Regions from separate parts of the Mus musculus genome. Here regions 2, 3, 4 and 5 are each linked to region 1. A link is a loop called in an ENCODE intact Hi-C map of the cell type or tissue named here. Cell type or tissue: left cerebral cortex. All regions are shown on one strand. Region 1 has its middle 66 kb from the start of Gm31870. Region 2 overlaps Plxna2 (plexin A2). Region 3 has its middle 7.1 kb from the start of Plxna2. Region 4 has its middle 16 kb from the start of Camk1g. Region 5 overlaps Mir205hg (Mir205 host gene).

Region 1 (5,000 bases):
GATCTAGCCCTGCATCTTGGCTAGCTTGGCCAAGGATAGCAAACTGTGAGCCAGGAAGTAAGAATTTGACATTCCCCTTTCAAACTAGCCCCTATGAAGAGTGCACATGCTGGGACGAGAGGCTCCCAGAAAAAAATCACAACAAAGTAAATGGAGTGTCTGGATGCAGGTGACTCAGTTGACACAAGCAGAGCCAGGAACTCTGCAGGAAGGTGGTTAACTCTGGTGAGAGCCCATCAACGCCCCGTAAATACTAGGGCCTCTTCCAGGTATCTGCAGTTTTCCGTGGCACACCGGTCTTGGTGGAGCACTGCAGATGCCACCAGAGCTGCTGCAATACTGTGGTCATGTGGGGACAGAGGCACAGACAGCCACTGAGTGAGTTGATGAAGTCTGGGCAACACAAGTTTATTCTATTTCTGGGCTTCCTTTCCACACGGCTCAGGGAAAGCTGTTGTTATTTCACTGAGTGAGATGGGGGAGAAGAAACAAGTTAAGTGTCAGCTGCACAGCGTAGTCTTGAAGAAGGTTGGCAGGAGGCAGCAGCCGTCCCAGCTGTACCACCGACACTCCAGTTCTCCCACTTGGAGTTGGGCTTCAGTGGATAGACTGTTTGCCACGTGTCTGCCTTTCCTGGCTCATGTTTCCCAACAGCCATAGATAACTTGGATGAAGTTATTAGTGGATCTGATTGTCTGCCTTCAACACTGTGTATAAACAGGCATGCTTATCTGTGTGGCTTTCTGGCTACCATTGTAAGGATAGGTAGAGAGAAGGTCTTTATTCGCTAGCCAAATATGGCATCCTGCTGTCCTTTTGGAGCAATGTGGCTTTGTCCTGGATCTTTTGGCATGAATTCTTCACAGGCTTTCAGATGTGTCAATTTTAGCAGGGAATTCTGTGGTAGATTTGGCAGGCAGAGAATAAATCAGAGGTCTATACCCTGACTGTTAAGGAGAATAGGAGGCTAATTACCAAGATTGCAAGCTCATTAACAAAGCCACAAGCCACAGAATCAGAGGTAGAGGGCACACACTCACTGTTAGTGGGACCTTATTGGTGAGAATTGCACTTTGTTTCGAGGACTTGGTAGCATGTTTTAAGGCTGGGTCAGGGTCTGCACAAACACACACACACATAAGCCCCAGTGTCTACCAGGACTTTCAGAACAGCCTCATAGCAGGCTCCCTGGCATTTTGGCATTGCTGTGGTGATATTTGGTACTGGCTTGTGAAATACAAACCTGCCCTACAAAGGCCATGCTCCTGTCAGACCATGTGAGAACCCAACATGTCCCTATTGGGGATGGGTAATTATGGAGGCCAGACTCACAGGACCCAAGGCGAGCTTTCTGTTATCCTGTGCTTTCATGTGCATTTGAAGGAGACACTGAAGTTGCATAGCAACCAACACATTTCTAGATCATGAGGAGCTCTCCAAGGCACCGATGACACAGACTGCCCGATGGCAACTAGGTTGAGACAGGAGGATGCCACTCTCCTGAATGCTTAAGGCAGGTGTTGGACATCTGTGTCTCTGCTGGATTCCATGTCTCCCAGAAGGCTCAATCAGAAGCTAGACTTTAAACCTCACCCCGAGACACAGAGTAATTACAGGGTGGGTGTGCTTTTAAGCTGGAGACAGGGGAATGAGTTTTAAAGAGGGAACGTGAGATTTCTCGATTTAGTTTACTTGAAATACCTGGTAAAGAGTTTCAGATTCTAAAATAGATGGTAGCTGACATTTGCTTAAGTTTAGAGGATGATGTAGCTTTCTTGGTCTCTGAAAAAGAGTAAAATCTACTTTAGACTCCCACCAGCCAACTTCATAGCAACATTTGGGGCTGTGAGGATGAATCTGAGGCAGGGACTGGACATTTGTGGAATGCCGGGAGCCTGGAAATCAAGCTGTGGCATGCTCCTCAGCTGAGACATTAGAATATTGTTAGGGCCCTCCCACCCCAACCCCTGTGGCAGCTCCGGTCTCTGTACAGCTCCTGCTTGCTTGCCTCAGAAACAACACACTCTGAGCCTGCAAGGAAGCTTTACATTCTTCTGAAGAGAATGCTCCCCGCCCCCCATTGTGATGAGTAAATCAAGTAGGGGTTAGGCCATGTGATGTGGAATTTTGATTTTAAATCATTTCTGACATAGTTCTAAGATAAAAGCTCCCGAGAAAGGGACCCTTGCATTGAGACACAACCTCACTGCCTGGCAGCAGCAGCAGAGAAAAATCAGAAAGAAAGCTTTGGAGCCTTTCCAGTCTCTGCCTTGCTGTTTATGTGGTGGCTATCGATTCTCTAGAAGAGGACTCATACTCTGGGCAGCAAGGAGCTATATTTATGTTAACCCGTGCACTTGATACCTCCTCACTGAGAACAATGAGGCCCATCTAACCACGAGAGGACCACACATCTGCATTTAACTGGGCTGGCCACAGAGACAGTCCGGTGTCAGTGCCTGGAGCAGGGGAACTTTGGAAGGGAACCAATTCAGAGTGCAAACTAAGAAACTGAGACTTGGGTTCTCAGGTTGGGGTGCAAATCACAGAGGACAGATTCTCTGCCAGTTGCATGTGGGCTCTCCTAGGGATGATAAGAGATGCTGTTGGCTCAGGCGCGCCACCTTGTGCTAGGACTCTGCTATCACCGTTGGCATTTAGTGGCAGATGGGGGGAGGGGGATTGTTAACATCGAGAAGAGTGGAACAGTAGTAAGGGGTAGTGAGGGAGTGGTGTGGGGTTGGGGAGAGAAGAGGTGGTAGGAAGGTTACAGAGGGAGATGGAAGTGAGAGAGGTGACAGTGGGAGGGATGGTTGTGAGGGGATGGTAGTAGGGGTGGCAAGTGGGGGGGGGGCAGTAGCAATTAATCTGTTTTTTCCTGTTCCATTTTTTCTTCTTTTCTATTTTCCTGTCTCAACTGCCTCAGCTCCCCTCTCTCCACCTGTCTCTTTGGACCTAAATAGATTTCTCTTTTCTGTTTGGAAACCACACATTATAACTATCTACACATTGTCACCAAAACCAATTTGTGCAAACTAACAGGCTTATCAGTGCCACTGAAATGAGATTAAAACTGCTTCCAGTGAAACAGATAAAAACCAGATGAATGAAGCCTGCTAATAAGACATTAAAGATAATGAGGAGAATGACTAACCGGTTGATACAGTGAGCAGTTACGAGAGCCCGCTGCTCAGGATCAGTAAACTGCTCAGAATCAGTAAAAGAATCCACCTTTAATTCCCCTTTGTCATCGAGATATGATCACATTCGCATCATCATAGTTTGGTTACTATTTATCTGTGAGAGCAACATCACACCTTTCTCTAAAGTGCTTACGGGTGGGGAGAGTAAGAGAAAGGAGAAGAAAGACAATTGCTTTGGGGATAAAGCTCTTATTCCTGCTTTTTTAAGACTGGAGGGGGATGTTTAATACCTTGTTTATGTTTGTGTGTTGGTTGTGCAGGCACACTCTTTCATTTGTTTCACCTCTGAGAGGGGCCAGCTCATAGCCAGCCTGCTTTACATTACACAGTTAGCTAATTATCACATTAACAAGCCACATGAAGACAATCTGAAAATTGCATTTCTGTTAGTAACATCTTGGGCCATGGTCACTGTAACCCTGGTGTCTGGCTTTGCGTTGCTGTGGAGAGCCTTTCCTCTATCCTGCAGCTGAGTAGATGGATCTTCCTGCCTCACTGGGTATGAGTTAATGGGGAGGGAGTGTGGAAGAGAGAGAAGTCATTTACCATTCAGTTAGAGCTTTCCCAACCATATTCAGTTAGAGCTTTCCCAACCATATGATATGCAGGCTCAGTGTTGTGCTCCCTGAAGGAAGGCAGGTGAAAAAGAACTCTGCTCTGCCCTCAGGGGCAGGAAGGGGAATAAACAGAGACTAGATGACAGGCGGACAAGTCCAGGGACTCTGTGATTATAGGAAGCACCACAGACGCCTGGAGGAGGGAGCTGCTCTCCAGAGGAGCCAGGGAAGGCTGCTCAGAGGAAGAATTCTTTGATGTGGGTATGAAAGGAAGAATGGGCTTTGCTAGAGGGAGAAGTGGTGTAGGGCAGAGATGGAGTAATTGCACAAATAGCCATGAACGGCCCTGCTGTGTTGTGGGAAGAAATGCTCGGGGAGGGGGGGGGGGGAACCTGGGAACAGCTGAGAAAGGAGGCCAGCGAAGAGGCTAGAGGCCCATGTTCCATGCTGATCTTTCCACATTTATTCTTAACAGTCAGGCTCACTCTGATCAAACCTGTTGTGAATGGATTAAAGGCAGAAATGAGTGGAGTCAGAAGGAAACCCAAGCCTGAGCCCTGAGGTAGCAAGAAGTTACCCCACTTAACTTTTGACAGGCTGTACCATCTCTACTAGCTTGCACCTTTGAGCTGAAGTTTTAGCGTTTGCTAGCCCAGGATACCCTCAGACTTTCTGGGATTACTGGAAAGTTTAGGTGTAATGCCAAGCCCAGATCCCCTATAGACTGTAGTTGGCTACAGTCACTGTAATGCCAAGCCCAGATTCCCTGTAGATGTCCCTGGCTCTGTAGTTCTTCAGAAGTTCTGCTGTGGACAGGGATTAGAGTAGGATGCTGATGGTCACAGCTAGTATGATTGTGTGTGCCCTTGCTGCTAGATGGGGAAATTGCACAAACAGCCAACAGTAGTTGGAGAATCACTACAGCATGTAGGGGACAGAGGAAGTCCAGAGTGAAAGCACATATTGGAGAGAGACACTTCCTGTCTTCAAGATGCTTTGCTGAGTGAGATGGAACTTATACATTATATAAGAGAGACAGCAAGTTAGGGGTAACCCTCATCTCAACCATCTTTCAACAGCTGTAGTGGCTCAAAACTGATGAGAGACTGCACCATTCCCAGAATGTTGGCCCCTTGAAGATGGAGATGCAGCCACTGTTGTTCAGAACTCATCACAATAAATATGTATTGAATAAACCTATTAGACATGAAGTAAACCAAGAAAGCAACGGCAATATTAG
Region 2 (5,000 bases), 1.1 Mb after region 1:
CATAACAGTCTTCCTTATATCTATGCCTTGGTGCCTGAACTAGCTCCTCACACTTACTATGAAGTGAGATCTGGGCCCCAACCCATAGCCTGCCTCAAACTACAGCAGAGTCTCCAAAGTCTCAAGTATAGTGACAGGGGGAGCCTATGTCTCCAGCCTTACCTTACAACCCACAAATTGTGTGTCTTGGGAAGGATATTTAAGCACAGTGACTCAGTTCTCATCTCTGTGAGGTAGGGGTGATCACCACACCTCCTGTGTATGAGGCTGATTGCAAAAGGGACTACAGAGGTTGTAGGGCCCTGACATTCAAAAGGGCTGTAAGCATCATCTCTCTGCTACTCTCTCTTGCCCAGCTCTCTTCTCTGTCAGTGGCTCACTAATACATGAACAGAGATAGTTCATTCATAGTTGGCCAAGGCCACTGCTGAGCAGGTTCCAGATAAGCGGAGTGAGTGTCACTGTGAGGAGCTCTTTGATGCCTGCACCTCTGCCTGGCCCCTCTCTTCTTGTTGATGCAGAGGCGTTTCCTCTGCTGACAGCTTGAAGACAGGTCATTTTTCTTTTCCTCCCATATAATGGCCTTTACTCTCCATTCCAACCCCTTTCCAACCTTAATGACTTTAACATATACACAGTTCTTTAAAAAAAAAAAAAGTACAAGCCCCAGTGAGCTGCTTTTCAAGCTCTGTTGTCCAGAAAAAACAACCTCAGCACATGTTCACAAGTTACTGCCTGTGATGACAGGGGGTCTTGTGCTAATTTCCTCCTGTTTGAAGCCCCACAGTGGGGGCTAGGCTGAGGCAGCCAGCAGGAAGAAAGCAGGAGACCAATTCCCTTTGCTCCTTCTGTAAACTGCAGCATTTGGGGAAGCATTTCATGGAGGACAATCTTGAAAGATAAGAGTTGTTCCTTGGGTCAGGTGGACAGCTGAGAACTATCGTGGACAGTACTGCCAAATCTTCTCTGGAAATCTGGGCTCTCTATTCTGTCCCAGGGTAGAGAAAGGAGAGAGAGCATCAAGAAAAAGTCTAACCCAAGTCATTTAAGGATAGCTGAAGCCACAGACCCTGCTGATGGAGACTAACAGGGCTCCAGGGCCCTCACCTGCCTGCAGTAAAGATTTCTCTCTGCTGCCCAAGGCTGTCTTTTGCTCTCCGGGACAGACTTCTGGTCTTGTGACCCTGGGAATAGTCAGGCAGAGGAGAAGCAAGATGTTGCTGCTTCAGCTGCCTCCCCAGTCCTCACCTGGCCCACAAATGACTGACTACAGGGTAGACATGTCAGGATGGGAGAGGACAGAAAACTGGGAGCCCAGCTGCACACCTGGCAGAGGAGTGAGGCTGGCTAGAATCCAGGATTTCTCTAATTCAGAAACAAGCGCCCCAAAGCTAGAACCTTCCCTGATTGACCCAAGACAGAAAAGTGCCTGTCTGACCCTGTCTGATTGGTGCTATTATCATCATTATTGGTAATATCACAGTCATCAGCTTGTAATTTACTAGTTTCAATGGCAAGGAGGCTTAGGGCTCCCCTGGGCCTACATGTTAAGAGAAAATTAGCTGTGGCAGCCTCCCCACCCCTCATTACTGCCCTCAGTACTGCTGCCCCTCCTGTGTTACCAGAGACTCCCTTGCCCAGACCTGGTCCTCTATCACCATGGTAGATACTTGATGGCAGGAGTCAATGCTAGGGCAAAAGGGAGGAACATTTGTGGTAGGAAGTATGCATTCCTCTCTTTGAAGGCAAGAAGACTTCAGTCCATGTCCTAAGCTAGTGGTTCTCTGGTGTAGGCATTTATCAGTCTCCTGAAGGCTCATGATGGTGCTGCTGGGATTTACCCCAGAATTTCTCCTTCGCCAAGTCTGTAATGGGGTCTGAGTATTTTATCTCCTGATGCTAATCTTACAAGTGTCTGGATAATGCTAACAATGTTGCTATTGGCCAGTTCTGAGCAATGCTTCCCCCTTCACCAGTTCTCAGTGGCTATATTTAAAGAGTTTCACAGGAACTCTTCTAATCCCCCACCCTCATAGATACAGGTGTTTATGTGTGCCTTGTCAATACACTCAAAATTGAGTTCCCAGCAAGAGAGCCAAGGGCCCAGGTGCAGTGTGAGGTGAAGTGGGGAGGTGTTGCTAGCTCTATACATATGGACCCCCATGGAGAAGGTAGAGGCACACATCACCCTAAATTGGCATTCTAGGCCTTCTCTAGGAGGCTGGGGCCAGCTATCCTGACTCACCATATATGCCTTTGTTGGAACACTGGACCCCAGCCAGACTTTCCTCCCACAGCCAGGCCTACTCTCATGCTTCCCCACCTGTTCCTGTCTCCAGCTGAGCTTCAAGCACAGCAGAATGGCAGTATTCCCATGCCCACTGTCCCCATACCCAATGGACACTCATATGCACATTATGTGCACTTTGAAGCCAGGCTTTCCAAGGTTCTTGCAATGACTTTTCTTCTGCTCTGAGAAAGCTTAGGGATTTTTTTTCCTGCAAAAACAGTGTCTAGAATCTGGCTTCTCTCTTGTCTTCCCCTTTGAAGAAAGAAAAAACACAAGCATGAGCATGTAAGTCCACAGTGTAATATAGAAGCAGTCATATGCATTCGTGTTATATCCCGGAAGCAGGGGCACATTCCACCTGGGATATGTTGACACCTCATGAGAAACCCACGGTTATTTTTAACTAACAGATTAGAAATCTCAAGGCATACTCTACATATGGGCAGCATCTAGCCCAGTAGTCCATGAACTTGAGAGTTTGTCAGACTCACCTTACAATTTAACTGCCATCACCATGGGGTTTCTAATGCAATATACTGGACTGGGGAGGGAACTGAGAACTGACATCGCTAGCAAGTTCCCAGATGAGAACATGGCTGCTGGCTAGAGACCCCGCTTTGAGACCCACTCACCCAGTTATCCAGCCCATTGGTTAACTGCTAGCTGGCCCTACAAGGGTCATTTGTCAGAATGACGTTGCCCATCCCTGGACCAGGTAGCATCTTTTCCATGTTCTTTTGAGTTCCTTTAGGGAAAAATGTGACTAGCTTGTAACTTCCATGTTACCTTGATTCAGAAGACTGTGATTACTGCAGTAAACACTCTAGTGAGGCTTATTCATTGCTACATTCCTAGAGCTCAGCATATATTCTTTTCTAATCCTCATAATAACCCTCAGGGTAGTATCCCATTTTCTAATGAGACAATGAAAGCAGGGAGATGTTAAGGTAGTACAGCTGGCAGGGGGTAGGGCAAGTCTGCAACTAGGCAGTCTTGTTCCAGAATCTGCATTTCCATCTGGTTTTCACCCAGTAAACAGTGAGGCCCTGTGTTAGATTCTGCATAGGCTAGCTAGGGAAACTGGAAAGGTGACTCACACACAGCACTACTGTGTATTAACGATGGGATAGCATGTAGGATAGCATCAAGACAGATAGATATCAGTAGTGCTGAGGGCCGGAAGTACAAGAAATGAGTAACAGCCTATGAAAGTCAGACATACATCAAAGAAAGTCAGGCATTTCAGCATGACTTGTAAACCCGAGGAATTTAGAGCTGGAGAATAGACTGAGGTTCACTCTTTGACAGCAACCAGTCTGTGTGAAGGCACTGTGTGTGTGTGTGTGTGTGTGTGTGTGTGTGTGCGTGTGCGTGTGTGTGTGTGTGTGAATTCAAGCTCAGCAGGTCCAGTGAACCATGAATTGTTTGGAACCAGGACAACTCAGATCTGGGGTACAGACGAGCTACTGGCAGCAAAGACTGGTTGAGGGTCTTGCTGCTAGCAATCTTGAAGAGCACGCTAAAAGGTCTGTCTTTTAATAACCAAGGGGAACCACTGAGGTCTTTCAATAAGTAGGGGCATATTCAAATGGACAATTATGAAAAGTCTAGGTTCACTCTAGAACATTCTATTTGCCTAGACTCCCTTCACAGTCTAGCCCACCTGAGGACATTATTCTTAAAGCTTTCCTGCTTCCATCAAAATTCTGATGATCCATCCTTGTTGGAGCCTATGTCCCTGACCCTATCACAGCTATAACCACGCTGTATATGGTCTAAGAGCTCACACTCAGGGTGGCAAAGTTTCTTGCTCCATAAGGTAAGACAGATTTTGTTATGTGCAAGCCTGGAGAAATATAGAGGTCATAGACAGCCTCTATAGATCCAAACCTGACTCTGATCAAGTATGCTATAGCCACTAATGACTCCTCTGACTTCCACCTCCTCACTTGTGAAATGGCAGACTCCTCTTTTCCTCTTGTATTTAGCAGTCACTATGACCTTAGATCAAACTAAAGCTTAAAAGTACCAAGCAGAAGTAGGGAAAGGGTCTGAAAAGTGGCTTCAGACAGGGACAAACTACCATGAATAAGAAATCAATCTGGTTCCACCCTGTAACCCCACCTAAGCCTCTAGGTGTCTTTCAATTGTCAGACTTCAGCCTCTGGTTGTCAGGCTTGGTTACACACTCTGAGGAAGATTATCTTTCTTTTTATTTTTACTTATTTATTTTTTTATTTTTTATTATTTTTTTATTTTTTTTTAAAGATTTATTTATTTATTATATGTAAGTACACTGTAGCTGTCTTCAGACACACCAGAAGAGGGCGTCAGATCTCGTTACGGATGGTTGTGAGCCACCATGTGGTTGCTGGGATTTGAACTCCGGACCTATGGAAGAGCAGTCGGGTACTCTTACCCACTGAGCCATCTCACCAGCCCCGAAGATTATCTTTCTTAACCCTCCATCAAAACTGACCTCTGCACCCCAGGGCCTTATCTCTCATTGAGTCTATGAATTGCAGTAGTACCCAATTAGCCTTCTCAGGCTTCTGGCCCATTTACCAGGAGAATGTGGGTTACTGTTGAAAACATTGTTGCTTCAGGCCTCTACCTCAGGCCTTAAAGCCAAGGGCAAAACCAAAGAAACAAGAGACTTCACCTCTTTGTTGTTAAGGGGCTTTCTTTGCCCTGATAGGATCTTTCCAAG
Region 3 (5,000 bases), 1.0 Mb after region 1:
CAAGAGACCATGTCACAGAAGGAATAGCGCTGAGCTTTATATTTAACTGGCAAAGTGGGGAGGCTTCAGACCCAACTTTTCTAAGTATTCACAAAACTGAAAATGTGGCAACAAGCTAACATAGTAATGAACTATTTTATGCTGTCCGCTGATGATGTGTTTGATTCTCTCTTGCCAAGAACTTGTGCCACTTCTCAGCTTTTCTTCAACCCATAGTAATTCACACCCTGCCCTAAATTTACAGCCTGAAGCCAGACTCTGTGCTTTGCACCTGGGTGTCAGAGTATTGATTTATTTAAGCAGGCTATTTATTTATTTTCTCATGGGGTGAGGGACTTTACTCTTTGCCAGCCTCCTCTGGCCGGTTCCCCACCCCACCCCACCCCCCTTCAGGCCCTGCTCAGCCACACCTGTCTGGTTTGAGGCCTCCCAGACTCCTCCCCATCTGTAGCTCTGCACTGCCTCACAGCAGACAGGAAACAGGTTCTGGGAGCAGAGTGGAGCCATTCCAACAAGGTCCTGCTGTCACTCAACTCACACCCAGGAGGAGGGGGGTCTTGCCCCAGGGAGGGCCTAACACTGGGTGAGATACCTCAGATATCAGCCAGGAAGGAGGAGCTGGGAGCTGAGAGAGGGAGAGTTGAATAGTTTGTCTCCGAAGGCTTGCAGTGAGAGGCAGAGAAAATTCTCCCATCATTACTGTCTTTCTTTCTCCCCTAATTAGGAGGAGTGAGAGTTCAGTTCTTCTGGGGCTTGTAGGGCAAGGATGTAATCAAGGTGAAGTCAGGCATGGCTTTTTGCTCACTGGGCTCCCTGTGGATTCCCACAAAGACAGGCAAGCACATTCACTCTAAGGGGTGCAGGTGCCCACATTGCACCCAATTATCCCATTATTTTGAAAGGCCATGAATGTGGTCTTGTGATCTGCATGCGTTTGCAACTTCTCTGCCAGCGACAGAGGCTCTCTCTATTACACACTCACACCTTGTAAGATATGGGTGATTTGGCCTTATGATTGTTTATAATAATCATGAAAACAATTATAGCATGCTCTCCATTGTGAGAAGATAAGATTCTGTACCCTCAGTAGAAAAGCAGCTCTGAAGCTTTGTTGGATGAATCTGTGAGAGGTCTCCTGTGGCAGGACTCTGGATCTCTGCTAGCTGAATGTTAAGAGGGCATGAGGCCCAGGGCCTCCTACTTCCTCAACCTGGAATAACTCCTCATCTGCATCACAACTTCTTACCCAACCATGGGCAAAGTAGGAAAGATGGAGCTATCAGACACCTGGTTCAACATATAGTCATCCTATGCTACCTAGTGACCATAGGACATCTATCTTTCTTTCTTTCTTTCTTTCTTTCTTTCTTTCTTTCTTTCTTTCTTTCTTTCTTTCTTCCTTCCTTCCTTCCTTCCTTCCTTCCTTTCTTTCTTTCTTTCTTTCTTTCTTTCTTTCTTTCTTTCTTTCTTTCTTTCTTTCGACAAAGTCTCACCTTGTCTGGCCAGGTTAGCCTCAAACTCACTATGTAATTAAGAATAACCTTGACTATGTAATTGAGAATAACCTTAACTTCTAGTCTTCCTATTTCCACTCCTGAAGTTGTAGAATTATGGATATATACCACTATGCTGGCTTATGCAGTACTGGGGCTTGGATGCAGGACTTCATGTGTGCTAGGGAGACATTCTTAACAATTAAACTGTGCTGGAGAGATAGCTCAGCAGTTAAGAGCACTGACTGCTCTTCCAGAGGTGCTGAGTTCAAATCCCAGCAACCACATGGTTGCTCACAACCATCTGTAATGAAATTGGATACCCTTTTCTGGTGTGTCTGAAGACAGCTACAATGTACTTACATATAATAAATAAATAAATCTTTAAAAAAAGTTTAGCTGTACCTTTTGGCTGTCTGCTACCTATTCTACATTTGTAATCTCAGCTCTGAGATTAAAGTTCTAAGACTCTAAGCAAATAGAATGGTACTGGGTGGACTATGCACTGTTAACCCATGGCACTGTGTTGTACTATGACAATGACAACTAAAAGGATGGTATCCCTTTAAATGAAGAAGCCAGGACAAAATGAGCACTTCCTGTAGGATCTAAGTTTCGTGTCTCAGAGGACCCTGCTTTGTTGGCTCTGTCCTGCCTATTTTTCCCCCGGCCCCAGAGGTTCCTGCCCATGAGAGCCCTGGAACAAAGTTCCCACTAATACTGAGAACAGTTGCCATCTAACTTTTTCTAAGCATTAAAGTACAGTGGCCACACAATACAAGGGACCTCCCACTTGGTAAAGGAGCTGAACAGGGAAGAACCCCCAAGGATGCAATTCACTAAGTATCAGTCTGGAGGGTCAGGCCTCTGCCTCCTATGTAATCAAAATAGGCTTGCCTGGCCACTAGGGCTATTCCAGCACAGAAAGACTTCTTGATTCCATCAGGAAAGGTGACTAAGGGGAATTTCTTTGCTTGGTTGCATTTCACCAGGAAGAATAAAAGAAGGAAACTAGAGTGCTAGGGTTGGAAGAAGGAAGCCAGTACAGTCAAGCATATGCCAAGGGAACTTTGGTGAGCCAAGCTGTTTTCTATAGAAAACCAAGGAAGATAACGAAGTACATTGTAGCAGATGGGAAGCAGACACCACCATGCATTCATGTAACACTTCCCAGTATGAGAAGTCCATTCACAGTCAGCATCTTAGTTGTTTCTTCTGAATTCTTGCAGGACACAAGGAGGAAATATTTCTACTTTATAAATGACAGAATGAAACAGAAGCACCAAGAGAGCTATCCTGGAAATACCTGATTGAATGAATAGAGTTTCCTTAGAGGGAATCTTTTCAGAAAGGGGAAAAAAAATCAAAGCAGAGCACAGGATCCTTCTCAGATGCTCTACCAGGCATAGAACAGGAGCCTAAGTCTTGGCCCAAAACAACAAGTCAGTCCACCCTTGATTCTGTAACCTCTGACCTGGCAGGCAGTCCCAGGGTCCTGTTGGTGGTTCTGAGTGCCACTGCCCAGGAGTTTAGAAGATACTCTACTTTCAGAAATGCTCTTAGATGAATGGAGGAAATGGGGGAGGTAGGTTAGGAAAGAGGATGAAATATACAGGGACATGAGCTCTGCCCATGGAAGGTTTAGGGAAAAAGGAGAGAGAAAGCCCACTGTGTTTGATTTGGAGCCTTAACAAGTTTGCTACTGTGTAAAGGGCACAGGAAAGTGAAATTTGCAAGGGGAGGAGCACAGGAGGGGGCAGGGTGAAGTCTTTATGAATGGTGCTGAGAATCTAGAGCAGGTGCCCAGCTCCTGTGCTGCCTCTGGCCCTGGGCCCCATTGCCCAGGCAGAGGCCTTCCACTCGAGTGGCCCAGCAGCCTCTCATTTCCATTCATGGGACTTGGCCTCTCAGATGGATGCCTTTGTTGCCAACAGTATGTGTGTGGAGGAGGAGGGGGTGGAGGCTACTATTTCTGCTATGGCTGCCTGACAATGTCTGCAGGGTGAGGTGAAAGTGAGGTAGAGCTTCAGGACACGAAAGGCCTACCCACAGGGGGTACCATTTTACTGCTGGTTTGTAATCTGAACAAGAGAAAAAAAAAATGACACTCATCTCAGGGCAGAGATTGGTCAAGTGAGAAGTGCCATGACAGAGTCAGTTCAGGGAGCCAGAAGCATGCCTGAAAACAACTGGTGTGCTGTCCAAAGATGGCCATCAACACCAGCAAGCAAGAGCCCACTCACCTCCTCCAAGGTTCACTCACGGCTCCCAATCCCAGCCCCCATCTCACTCCAGGCCCCTTGATATATGCATACACACGCTCCGGGCAGCAATTCCATGCTAAACATTGACACTTGCCACCCCCAGCTTGCAGAGGAACAGACTTAATGTAGAAAGCCTGCCAAAGTGTGGCTGGCTTCCAATACCAAAAATACCTCCTCCTATGATCCAAGGGGCTACCGAACTGGCATCTGTGTGTGGGGTTGAGGCTGCTGTTATGACAGAGAGAACTCCCATAGGGATGGGCTAGCTGCCCATTTGGGACCATCCTCCCCCAGCATACAGGCTTGCTTGCTGGTCTCTTCCTAGAAGATAACCTCCTGTTCTCTCTTACTTTTCTCATCATCTTATCTATGTCAGTCATGTGGTGACAGGGAAAGAAAAGGCCTGGGGACAGGAACAGCAATGTAGCTACTCATGACTGTGTCAGGGTAAGGCTTAGAGATCACTGTGTGGCACAGTGGGTATGAATTCCTTGGAACTTGCAACAATTTCCAAAGATTAGAAAAACCTTTATTTGATGGGTATTTATTAAATACTTGTCACTTGCCTAAAAGTGTGTTGGACTATAGATGTCACTCGTGAGCACCTCCCACTCCCCCCCAAGCTTGGCAAGTCCCCCAAGGGCTAAGATTTCACATCAACTGGGCAGGATGAGAAGGAAATACCAGGGGCCAGATAGATAAAGAGAACTTGAATCCCCAGAAAGCCAGCAGAGCATGGGGGTATGGAGTCTGTTGGCTATTTATACAGAAAAATAGAATGCCACTCAGCCACTTAAGAATGGAAGCCTCCCATTTGTGGCAGTCCATGTACTCAGAGCATTTTATGTCAACTGAGTGAAGTCAGGCACAGAAAAACGTGTGCAAAGGCCTCACAGAAGTAGAAAGTCCTAAAGTGGCTGCCAGAACCTAGAGGGTGATGGAGGAGTTGGCTAAGTCACAGTTATAGCTGGATAGGAGAGTCTATAGCATGGTACGGCTACTACAGTTAACAATAATTTATTATGTGTTGCAAAATAAATAATAACTGTTTGAGGTGACAATATGTTAATTACTCTAATCTGATCATGACATGTTACATATAGTGAAATGTCACATTACACCCTATAAATATGTACAATTATTATGTATCAACTAAAATTGTAAGTGTTCTAAAGAGATAATTATGTACTATATACAGTTCTACTGAAGGAAGAAATATAATAAAGTTGCTCTTATTACTTTG
Region 4 (5,000 bases), 200 kb before region 1:
GTCACCAAGACGGCTCAGCAGAGAAAGGTGCTTGCAGTGCAAACTTGGCAATCCCTGAGACCCGTGTAGAGGTAGAAGGAGAGGACTGATCCCCTAAAGTCCTCTGACTGCCACACGTGACCTTTCCTACCATATACTCAATAGCGATCATGAAATTAAAATGGAGCTGTAAATGGCACTTACCATACAAGGTTGTTTTGAAAGTTAAAACAATACTGAGCACTATTATTAGAAAAGAATAAGCAATAGCTGTCACCTGTAAACATCACCATCATCATCATCACCACCACCACCATCATCACCATCAGAAAATCATCATCATCACCTTAATCATCGCCCTCATCATCTTAACCATCATCATCACTACCATGACTCTCACCATGATCACCATCACGACCACCATCACTACCATTATCATCGACATGAGGCTATGAATCTTTGTGAGAAAACAGATATGAAGAAGTGTGGTGAACAGCCTGTGTCCACCACTGTCCACTTCATCCCTCCCATCAGCACTGAGGGCTCCCACCTGGAGGGTGGACAGTATTGTGCTCATCACTGTGGGCAGGGGATTGCGGTTTGGTGTGACTTCTGCTGGAGACATTAAATATCCCCATAGGATTGGTCACAGGATAGCTAGAAGCCGCCACTGTGAGGAGCCCGACATCTGTTGGCTCGGATTCTCTGGTGTCTGTGTGGAGCAGAGTTACACTGCTGAGGTCGAGTCAGAAGTCAAATTTTCTACAAATACCTCACAAGTTTTTGATCCATCTCAAGTTTGAGAGTGAAAGAGACAGACAGATTGGCAGGGAGTCCTCTTGTCTCAGGTGCCCTATTAAGAGACCTGCATGCACGCAGGCCGGTACTGTTTAAAGCCCGGTGTTCTTCTATACTTCTTCCCATTGGTAAAGAGATTCAGTATCAGTTTACTTGGAATATTTGGCAACCATTTCCTGAAATTGAACATACCACCTGGACATCTGATCAGTAACCGTTAAAGGATGAATCATGTAGCCGGGAAAGACAGTTCAGTGAGTAAGAGTGCTCGACGTGCAAATGTGAGTTCCTGATTTCAGATCCCAGCACCAAGGGGAAGAGCTGAACAAGGCCACCTGTGTGCCTCTAACCCTATGCTGGGGGATGGGGTGGCAGAGACAGGAGGATTACAGGGGTTCACTGGCCACTGGCCTAGTTAACAAACAAAAGCTACAAAACCCATACCCAATACCACATCTTCCTCTGGCCTTAGTGTGAGTATGGGTAGGTACACTCATCCTTGCAACACACACACAGATGCACAGGCTCACATACGCATGCACACACACACACACATGCAGATGTGCATGCTCACATGCACACACACATGCATACACACATGCAGATGCGCATGCTCACATACACACAATGCAGATGCGCATGCTCACATACACATGCATACACACACAGAGATGCACATTCTCACATACACATGCATACACACACATGCAGATGTGCATGCTCACACACACATGCACACACACAGAGATGCACATTCTCATATACACACGCATACACACACATGCAGATGCACATGCTCATATACATACATACACACACGCAGATGCACACGCTCACACACATGCATACACACAGAGATGCACATTTTCACATGCACATGCATACACACACGCAGATGCACACGCTCACATATGCATGCATACACACATGCATACATACACACATGCTGATGCACATGTTCACATACACGTGCATACACACACAGATGCGCATGCCCACATTCACACACATGCAGATGCACATGCCCACATGCACATGCATACACACACACAGAGGGAGAAATGTTTCTAGTTGCTGATGTGTCTGAGTCATTGGCTCATTGCATACTAGTTCACTCCTTGCTTTATCATTGGTCTTAACCCCAAGTCTTAACCCCTGTTTCACCAAGGCAGCTTGGAGCTTTGCTCCACACATATCCCTAGGTCTGTGTTTCCCCAGCAGAGACTCAGCAAACAGCTATTAGAAGACAATGAAGCAGCAAAGACACTGGCTGGCCTGGCACGTTGTCTGGGCTCTGCTGGTCCCAGATGGCGCTCTTTACAGTGTCTGTAAAGTCCTAGGAAATCTGAACAGATTGCTACAACAAAGTGGGGCAAAGGGGAGACAAAGGACAAGGCTGAGAGGAAACAAGTTAACTCAAGCCCTTTGCTGGGCAGAGCGGCTTCAGAGACATGACAACCTGTGGTCAGTAGAGGGCAGTGTTGCCTCAGCGACTATTTTAATAACCACTTGGCCAGGCTCCAGCTGGCTCTCCAGAGCTTTGGCAGGATTGCTGGAATGGACAGAGGCCAGCCGGTCTGTCCATTTGAACAAAAGCAATAAAGAAGATAGACACCTGTGTACTTACCGTCTACATCCCATATTTCCTGTATAAAGCTTTGGCTTTTCTGTCTATCCTTCCTGCTGCTGGGGAGCCCACCCACCTTGGTGGCCACAGCAAGCGATGGGATCTTTGTTTAGTAAAGTATCTCTTTCTTTCTGCACTGTTTTGATTTTAGCTTCTGAGAAAGGGTTTAACTAGATAGCCAAGGCTGTCCTGGAACTTGTGACCCTTCAGGGTCTCCCTGGAGTGCTGGGATTGATTGCAGGGTGCCTCACTGTACCTGGCAGCATCTTTCTGGATGCCCATTATATTCTTGCTGTGAAGATGTGTCCTCCAAGCTTCTGCCTCACTGGCCCTTTCCTTCCTGGCCTCTCCATCTCCCATGTACCTCCCTCTCTGCTCTGCCTCCATATCTGCATGAGAGTGGGTGGTCTGGCTTGTGGGACCAGGTACAAAGCAATAAGGAGAGAGAAGATATGTCCTGTAGGAGCTTCCCATCTCAGGGGGACAAACTCACAGTAGCAGCACCCAGAGGAGCAGAATGGAAGAGTCTCTGCCACACTATGACCAGAGGATGAAGGCAGCTTGGCACAAGGCTCTGCTATTCTCCAGGATTTCCTTAGAGCTTTCTAGAAAACATCTCCTGCACATATCCAAACATCCTGCAAGTATTTCCAAGAGCCATTTCTTTGGTTGTCCTATTTGAGGTTCCTCAGCCCCTCCAAGATGTCTCAGTGATGCCAGACATGGTCCTCCACTTGGGAGGCAAACATCTAAGGCTCTGGGACTTGGTGATGAGCTCTGCAAACACTTGGTTTAACCAGATGCAGGGTGCCCCCTTCCAGGAAGGAGGCCATTTTCTACCACTAGGTTTCTAGAAGCCAGCATGTAGATATGGAAGCAGAGAGGACTGCCACTAGCCAGGCTATGTTGGCATTAGGAGATTAATGAGGCTGCTTCGATGAGGAATGTCTCTTCAGCCAACTGCTGGCAATTAGTCAGAGCTGAGCCTGCTGTGTTCCAGTCTGTCAGCTGGGTCCTGGAGAGAAACACCTCAACAATGGGCTGGCTCAGAAGGAAGGGGACCGGAGCTCAACCCTTACCTCAAGGTAGCAGTATGGGTCTGCACTGACCTTGAACTAAGCCTTCTCAGAACTACCAACCTGACACTGTTTGGAGGAACATCAGATGCTGTCTTTCTGACCTCCCTGCCTTTTCTTGGGGCCACAGTAGGGCTTTTAGAAGATCTCTGTGTTCATGGATCACTTTGAGACTTTGCTCCCAGACCTCCCAGAAGATTGACTATTGGCACTGCTAGACCAGGGACCACTTTGAATAGCAAGGATCTTAGTAGGGAGAGAGGAGGGAGGGAGGAAGAGAAAAAGAGGAATAGAGAGAAAGAGAAAAGGTAGACATATTGTATGTTTTATAAGTGTATTTACATATGTGTGTGTATATGAGTATGTGTGTGTATATATATGAGTGAATGTGTATGTATATATGTGTGAGTGTGTATGAGTGTATGTATGAGTATGTGTGTTTGTGTATGAGTGAGTATGTGTGAGTGTGTGTGAATGTGTGTGTGTGTGCTGGTCCTTCTTTCTCTGTAGAATAGGAATTTCCATTCTTCCTTCTCTGTCTATGAAGTGATGATAAGGACAGGATAGTTAGCACTAGTGTGTGTGTGTGTGTGTGTGTGTGTGTGTGTGTGTAGTCAGGGGTGGGGGTGGACATCATAGAACCTGGGCCTGGGACAGCTTCCTGAATCGCAGGCTATCATGAGGATGGTCCAAAGTGTCCTGAGGGGCAGCGCTGGAGAATCCCCATTTCAGGAAGGCCATGGGGCCTGGTGCTTGCAGCGTTCCCTCCCTGCCACTGAGCTGAGCCCTCATTGGCTCCTTCCCATACTTGCTCTCCTCGAAAGCCTGTCCCTGCTTCCAATCCTCCTTCTGTTACTCCTGCACCTGGTGTGACATGTGGTCATGTTTCTCAAAGTGGAAACTGAGACATCCCTAGCACTGTGCAGGTGATTTGGAACAAGGACATTGGGCTTTTTCTGCACATCTGTCTACAGGCAGAGTCCTGGTCCTCAGTCTGGGTTAGACTGCTGCTCTGAGACAGTCAGCCAGGGTCAACGTGCTGTTTAGCATCCAGATGTTTAGAAATGTCCAGACGGAGTATTTAATGTTTGTGGTTGTTTGTCTGTGTGCACGTGGACACCCGTTAGTGAAAACAAACAGATGGATAAAGAAAGCCTGCATGAGTTATTGAGCATATTGTCTTTATCACACACGGACAGACTTTCTTTTGTTCTTTCCTTCTTCCTGTTGGCATTATTGTGATGATATGCTCTGTAGAGTTGACATAAGCCAGCACTGGCCACACTGTCTGCCCACTCTCCTCAGAGGCTCTTCCGTGGAAACAGTAACTCAGCATAGCTTTCTGGAGCCACAACGTCGGTCATGGTGAACAGAGTCCCAGTCCTCCTCACAGGTCCATCCCCACGCCTACCTACTCACCTACCCACCCTCCCCTCTTCTTTTTACCCCTCCTCTTCTCTCCCTCTCTCCCCTCCTGGGGCCACAGCAGATGCACATTCAGGCACAGATGCAGCAGAAAG
Region 5 (5,000 bases), 85 kb before region 1:
CACAGCATCAGCACCCCTCAGCACCAGCACACCTCAGCATCAGCACCACACAGCATCAGCACCCCTCAGCATCAGCACCCCTCAGCACCAACAACACACAGCATCAGCACCCACCAGCACCATACAGCACCAGCACCCCTTTAGCATCAGCACCACACAGTATCAGTACCCCTCAGCATCAGTGCTCTTCAGCATTAACACCCATCGCATCAGCATCACACTGTATCAGCACCACACATCATCAGCACCATACAGCATCAGCATCACACTGTATCAGCACCACACATCATCAGCACCACACAGCATCAGCACCACACACCACACAGCATCAGCATCCCTCAGCATTAGGACCATGCCTCCCTGATGTTTCAATTGCTATCTTTCACTTTATCATTTCTCTTGATCATTCTAGTTTTCCTATGTGCTCAAAACTTATTTTTAGTAGCCTGTCATCAAAAGTTTATTTTTTAAAAATATTTGTTTCATTTTATTTTATGTATATAAATATTTTGCATAAGTGCCTGCACATGCATGCGTGTGTATGTGTGTGTATGTGCGCGTACGATACCTCCCCTCCCCCTCCCACAACATGTTACATGCTTGATTCTTGTGGAAGTAAAAAGAGGGCACTGCATCCTCAGAAAATGAAATTACAGATAGTTGTGAGCCACCATGTAGGTGCTAGGACCCAAACCTGAATCCTGCAAGAACATTAAGCACTTTTAACTACTGAGCCACCTCTCTGGTCCTGCAGTTTCCCTGTGCTCAGTATTTTCACTTGTCCTCGAGGAAAATCTGAATTAGCAGTCACCCTGGTAAGACAGTTCTTAATTTTTTTATTTGTATAGCACTGGCTTTGAAAAAGAAAAAGACATAATAAATACTCTGAAGCCTTTGTTTCACAGGACACACAGAATGAAGGAGAAGCCTGAAAGGGAAGGCAACAGGAGGAGATGACAAGGATCATGGGAATTATGAATGAGTTACATTGTAATGTTGGTTACATTGTAATGCTGTAATTTAATGTTGGTATCATGAATGTTTTTCTGAGGAGAGTGGCAAACACAGGTGTGCTTCCAAGGACTGAAATTCAGGCCTATTCTACACCAGTGCAGCCTGGTGGCCAACGAGTTTAACTGGGGTTACTTTATAGAAGCATGGGCAACCTATGGGCAGTGAGACCACTTAAGAAAACGATCTCTGTCCTCCCTAACTTCTGTTACCGGTCTGTAAATCCTGGCGGAGGGGTGAGATCCCATGAGCCCCTACTTTAGCAACCATTAAGAACCTATAAATTCTTGATAAAAAGTGCACCCAGCTTTATGTAGTTTCCTTTAGATAATCATCACAGGCTTTGACAGTTCAGAGGATGGTAGGTACATTGAGTTGGGAAAATGGTGTTCCATAGCAGTTGGGTTTCCAGTGAACTGTCTCTGGTTAACTGCTCCATACAGGAGTGGGGAATGGGGTAGGGGAGAGGTACAAGACAAGCTTGTCAAAGGTTTTTGCTTTATACTGAGATAAAAATGGTGGATAGCATTCTTGAGTGCATAGACTCTCCAGATACCTGCTGGCTCTTCTGTGTATGTTAGCCTCTATGTTAGCTTTCCATCATTGAGATAAAAAGCAGGAGAAAGTCCACCTAAAATGGGGAAATGGTCTCACTCTGTTGTTACTGGCTTGAGAGGGTGTGTGTGTGAGTGTGTGTGGGGGGGTAAAGCCACTTACTCCAGAGGAGCTGAGAGATGCAGGGATGGAAGGCAAAGCCTGCCTCCAGGTCTCTCAAATTTTGCTATTAGGCAACACTCTAAAAAGTTCTAGCATTTCCCAGCAGGCCAGCACTGAGGACCAAGTCTCTACACTGGCCTGTGGGGACAATGTAGATCCAAGCCCCAATGCACTGTCTGATTTTCACACCAGCAGAGGGGATGGAGTAATGGTCCCAGTGCCAACTCCAGAACAGAGAGCCAGGCCTGACTTTTAGCTCCACTGTTTACAGGCCGACTTCACGCCAGTCCCTCACCCTCTGTCACCTATAAACCTGAAATGTCAATTGCATCTGCTAATGGCTGGGAGCATTAAATTATGCTATGGACACGAAGCACGAAGCGTCTGGCTCTTCACGGGCCCTTGACATTATTGTCATTATTCCTACTTGACAGATAAGGAAATTGGGTCTCAAAGAGGTTAAGTGGCTGGCCCAGAGTCTGGTGGCTAGATCAAATTGGCACCAGATCTAATCTGACCTCTCTTAACCACTCACATGCTGACTCAGAAGCTTGTGGGTGGCTGCTGGCTACTGCTGGGCACAGCATTACTGAAGCCTACCTCAGTGAGCACCTCTCACCTGGATTCCCTTGGCATGGTCTCCTTCCAGATATTTAGCTTGGAGAGTTCTTTGAACTTGCATCTACTTGCAACACGAGGAGGCAACTGTACCAGTCACCCCATGTATTTGTTCATCTATGGGCTCACTACAGTTGTTCTTAGACACCTGTGTTTCTCAGATATAGTTAAACACAGCAAAAACTGAAGTCACTTTCTGCCACAGGTCATCTTTATTGTTGCTTTGGTGTAGGGTGTGTGTTTACCCCTCCCTGCTGTTTCTCCATGTTAGAGGGTTCACTGCAGTGTAATTCCCCTACTTCCCACCAGGTGTCCCACCCTTCCCTGATATCTGACAATCAACTGGGAAAGGAAGACTTGAAGAGGTGGTAGGAGGTAGGATTGAAGGAAGGGGGAGGGGGTGGGGGAGGTAAAGAGACATCCAGATGCTGCGTCTTATCTGCAGACAAAAGGAAGTGTTTGCCTTGTTCTTCTTTGATGCATAGTCGGATCTCTCCAGAAAGCCTAGAGAAGTCACCTTAATTCAGGGAGCTTCTATTTCTGTTAGGGAATTGGTGTCTGTCTGACCAGTCCCTTTCATCTCTGAGCTGGAGACTGCAATCTACAGTCACAGCATTCTTCTTCAGAGCCCTCATAGCCTCCCCTCCTTTCTGGCGCTCTCCTTCTTCCAGGGTCTGATTTAAAAAAAAAAAAAAAAAAAAAAAAAGACCAGAAGTCCTGGCTTCACCTGCCCTCAATATTCTTTGAGTCAGGAAAGGTCAAAGGCCAGTGTGTGACAGTGGCACTAACTAGTGTTCCTGCAGACATTAACCTAATTTGTCTTCATTTCTTATGTTAGTATGGCAGCAACTCTTCCTCATTCTGAAGCAAGACTGTCATACACTTCTCCCGGGTGTTTTTCCCGCATGCAAGCAGCAAAGTGGGGGATTTGCGCTAGCTGACAAAACTGTAGTGGCTAGAACCTTTACAATTCTAAGAAGTCCTGCACATCCCAGCAGGTGGTGAGCTCTTTCTTACAAGTCATTGGCCCCACCTTCCTTTGTTTTAGAAGATCCTGCACACCTAGGAGAGGCTGGGTCAGGAAAAGGATAGCCTATGGTCTTTCTCTTCAGTATTACCTTTTGTCCTGGGGCTCTCTGGAGCCCCCTCAGCCTCACTGTTGACACTGGATAGTTCCCAAGGCTTAAAGAAACAAGGTGAGCATGGACCTGCAAGCTGGCAGGTTGTTTCTCACTGGGTGATCTGCTGAGGGTAGAGTGTGTTATCTTTATTTACTACCAGCTTCGGCAATGGCAGCATGGGCTGTTTCCCCCTCCCCCCAGCCCCCATTGAAGACCCTGATTCTGTGTCCTGCACCTCATTATGTGCACAGCTTTTAATATCCAGAGAGTTTTTGCTAATATACATTTTCATGTGTACTGGGAACCCAGAGCTCAGACACAATGTATTATTGATAGGATTGTAATTTACTCCTCTTGGGTTGTATCTACAGTGTATACCATTAGCACAAAATATTAAATTACCAATGGTTGTATATATTTGTCTACTCGAATCTGGCTCAATGATATTTGCTTTTCTACTCAATAAAAGACCATGAATACAGAAAGCTGGATAATACTATTTTTGTTGCTGCAGTTGCATGGGAGTTTTGATTACACTATGTATTCAACATTGTGCTGAGCCATGCTTTGCAGCTAGGACAGGACACGTAGAAGACTGGGAGTTTAGATGGGAGGATGGGTGGGCAGTTCTCTCCAGCTCTTGACTCACACTGCTTCCCTGGCAGGCTGCTCTAGTCGAGTGCAAGGGCTTTTGCTTCTACAGGAGGGAATCAGCAATCTGTGCTGCCAGAGGGAGGACAGGGCAGTTCAGATCTCTGCCCGACCTGCAGAGAGCCCCAGGTCACAGCTGAAAATATGAAGCTGGGACTGGAGTGGGATTAAGGTGTGTGATGCAGAACCTTTGGTTATAGTCTCGTGGCCTAGATTACTTTGTAGTTTTTTTCTTCTGCAATCACTACCGGCCACTTTGTTTCTTTTCCCTCCTTGAGCAGAGTTACATAGAAACACAGGTATGTTTCCTTCTCTAGAAAAGAACCCAAGTTGCGGGTTGCCACGTATAAGAATATCACATCATGTCTGCCTGGTGCTTTCTTTGTTCTAGCCTTTGGATTCCTTGCAAAGCTCAAAATAGAGGCATTTACTAGTTAGCTAGCTCGAAACCCAGACTACCATGGTGCTTCAGTCAGATCCACTATGTAATAGTTATGGGTAAACATTTTCTTAATGCCTGTGGGTTGGTCTCCTCATCATTTGTGGGGCTCAGTATACAGAGGTGTGGGCTGAGTTTGACATTCATATTAATAGAAGCAGGAGGGCAAGACATTTATGATAAATGTGTTTTCCTATATTCAGTGTGAGGAACTCATGATTCCCTGGGACAGATGGTCTGGGGAGGTGAAGAGGCCACTGTGGGGCATTCAGAATATAGGGTCTCGGATACCAAAGTGACCTTTATGTTCAGTTCCTAAGAGAAATGGCAGCTATGGGCTCTATTGAGCTTAGCCCAATATGATGCAGGGCATCTTCCAGATCCAGAGGTAGGTTTTGTTTAGTGTCTGGCTTTTTTAAAAAATTAATTAATTAATTAATTTA

The links. Hi-C counts contacts between places; a loop is a spot of excess contacts. Peaks named below come from ENCODE experiments on the same cell type or tissue, not always from the same donor. Only the 100,000 strongest peaks of a DNase experiment are listed, where the experiment ranks them.
Region 2: a loop joins it to region 1, with 2.9 times the contacts of the local background. A loop is called at or near these places in 2 of 42 quality-filtered maps.
Region 3: it touches region 1 in a loop (5-fold over the local background); 6 of 42 quality-filtered maps call a loop at or near these places.
Region 4: it touches region 1 in a loop (6-fold over the local background); 18 of 42 quality-filtered maps call a loop at or near these places.
Region 5: it touches region 1 in a loop (7-fold over the local background); 20 of 42 quality-filtered maps call a loop at or near these places.

What each region holds. Positions count from the first base shown.
Region 1 is chr1:193,586,610-193,591,609 of GRCm38, forward strand. No RefSeq gene overlaps it. Among named protein-coding and RNA genes, the nearest start is that of Gm31870, 66 kb to the right of the region's middle. In left cerebral cortex, a CTCF peak has its summit at 2,625 (motif pointing left); DNase peaks (open chromatin) are centred at 491, 1,457, 1,659, 2,237 and 2 more places; H3K27ac peaks cover 2,550 bases.
Region 2 is chr1:194,679,922-194,684,921 of GRCm38, forward strand. The region is part of intron 3 of Plxna2 (plexin A2); the gene reads left to right. Among named protein-coding and RNA genes, the nearest start is that of Gm46202, 37 kb to the right of the region's middle. In left cerebral cortex, no CTCF peak of the experiment used is centred here; DNase peaks (open chromatin) are centred at 2,293 and 3,358; H3K27ac peaks cover 2,802 bases.
Region 3 is chr1:194,610,254-194,615,253 of GRCm38, forward strand. No RefSeq gene overlaps it. Among named protein-coding and RNA genes, the nearest start is that of Plxna2, 7.1 kb to the right of the region's middle. In left cerebral cortex, no CTCF peak of the experiment used is centred here; DNase peaks (open chromatin) are centred at 2,592, 3,436 and 3,901; H3K27ac peaks cover 1,222 bases.
Region 4 is chr1:193,384,067-193,389,066 of GRCm38, forward strand. No RefSeq gene overlaps it. Among named protein-coding and RNA genes, the nearest start is that of Camk1g, 16 kb to the left of the region's middle. In left cerebral cortex, a CTCF peak has its summit at 2,249 (motif pointing right); a DNase peak (open chromatin) is centred at 2,276.
Region 5 is chr1:193,501,468-193,506,467 of GRCm38, forward strand. It overlaps Mir205hg (Mir205 host gene), which reads right to left. Exons shown (of 3, transcript NR_166150.1): 3 at 4,993-5,000. Among named protein-coding and RNA genes, the nearest start is that of Mir205, 3.6 kb to the right of the region's middle. In left cerebral cortex, a CTCF peak has its summit at 2,640; DNase peaks (open chromatin) are centred at 2,650, 3,198 and 4,101.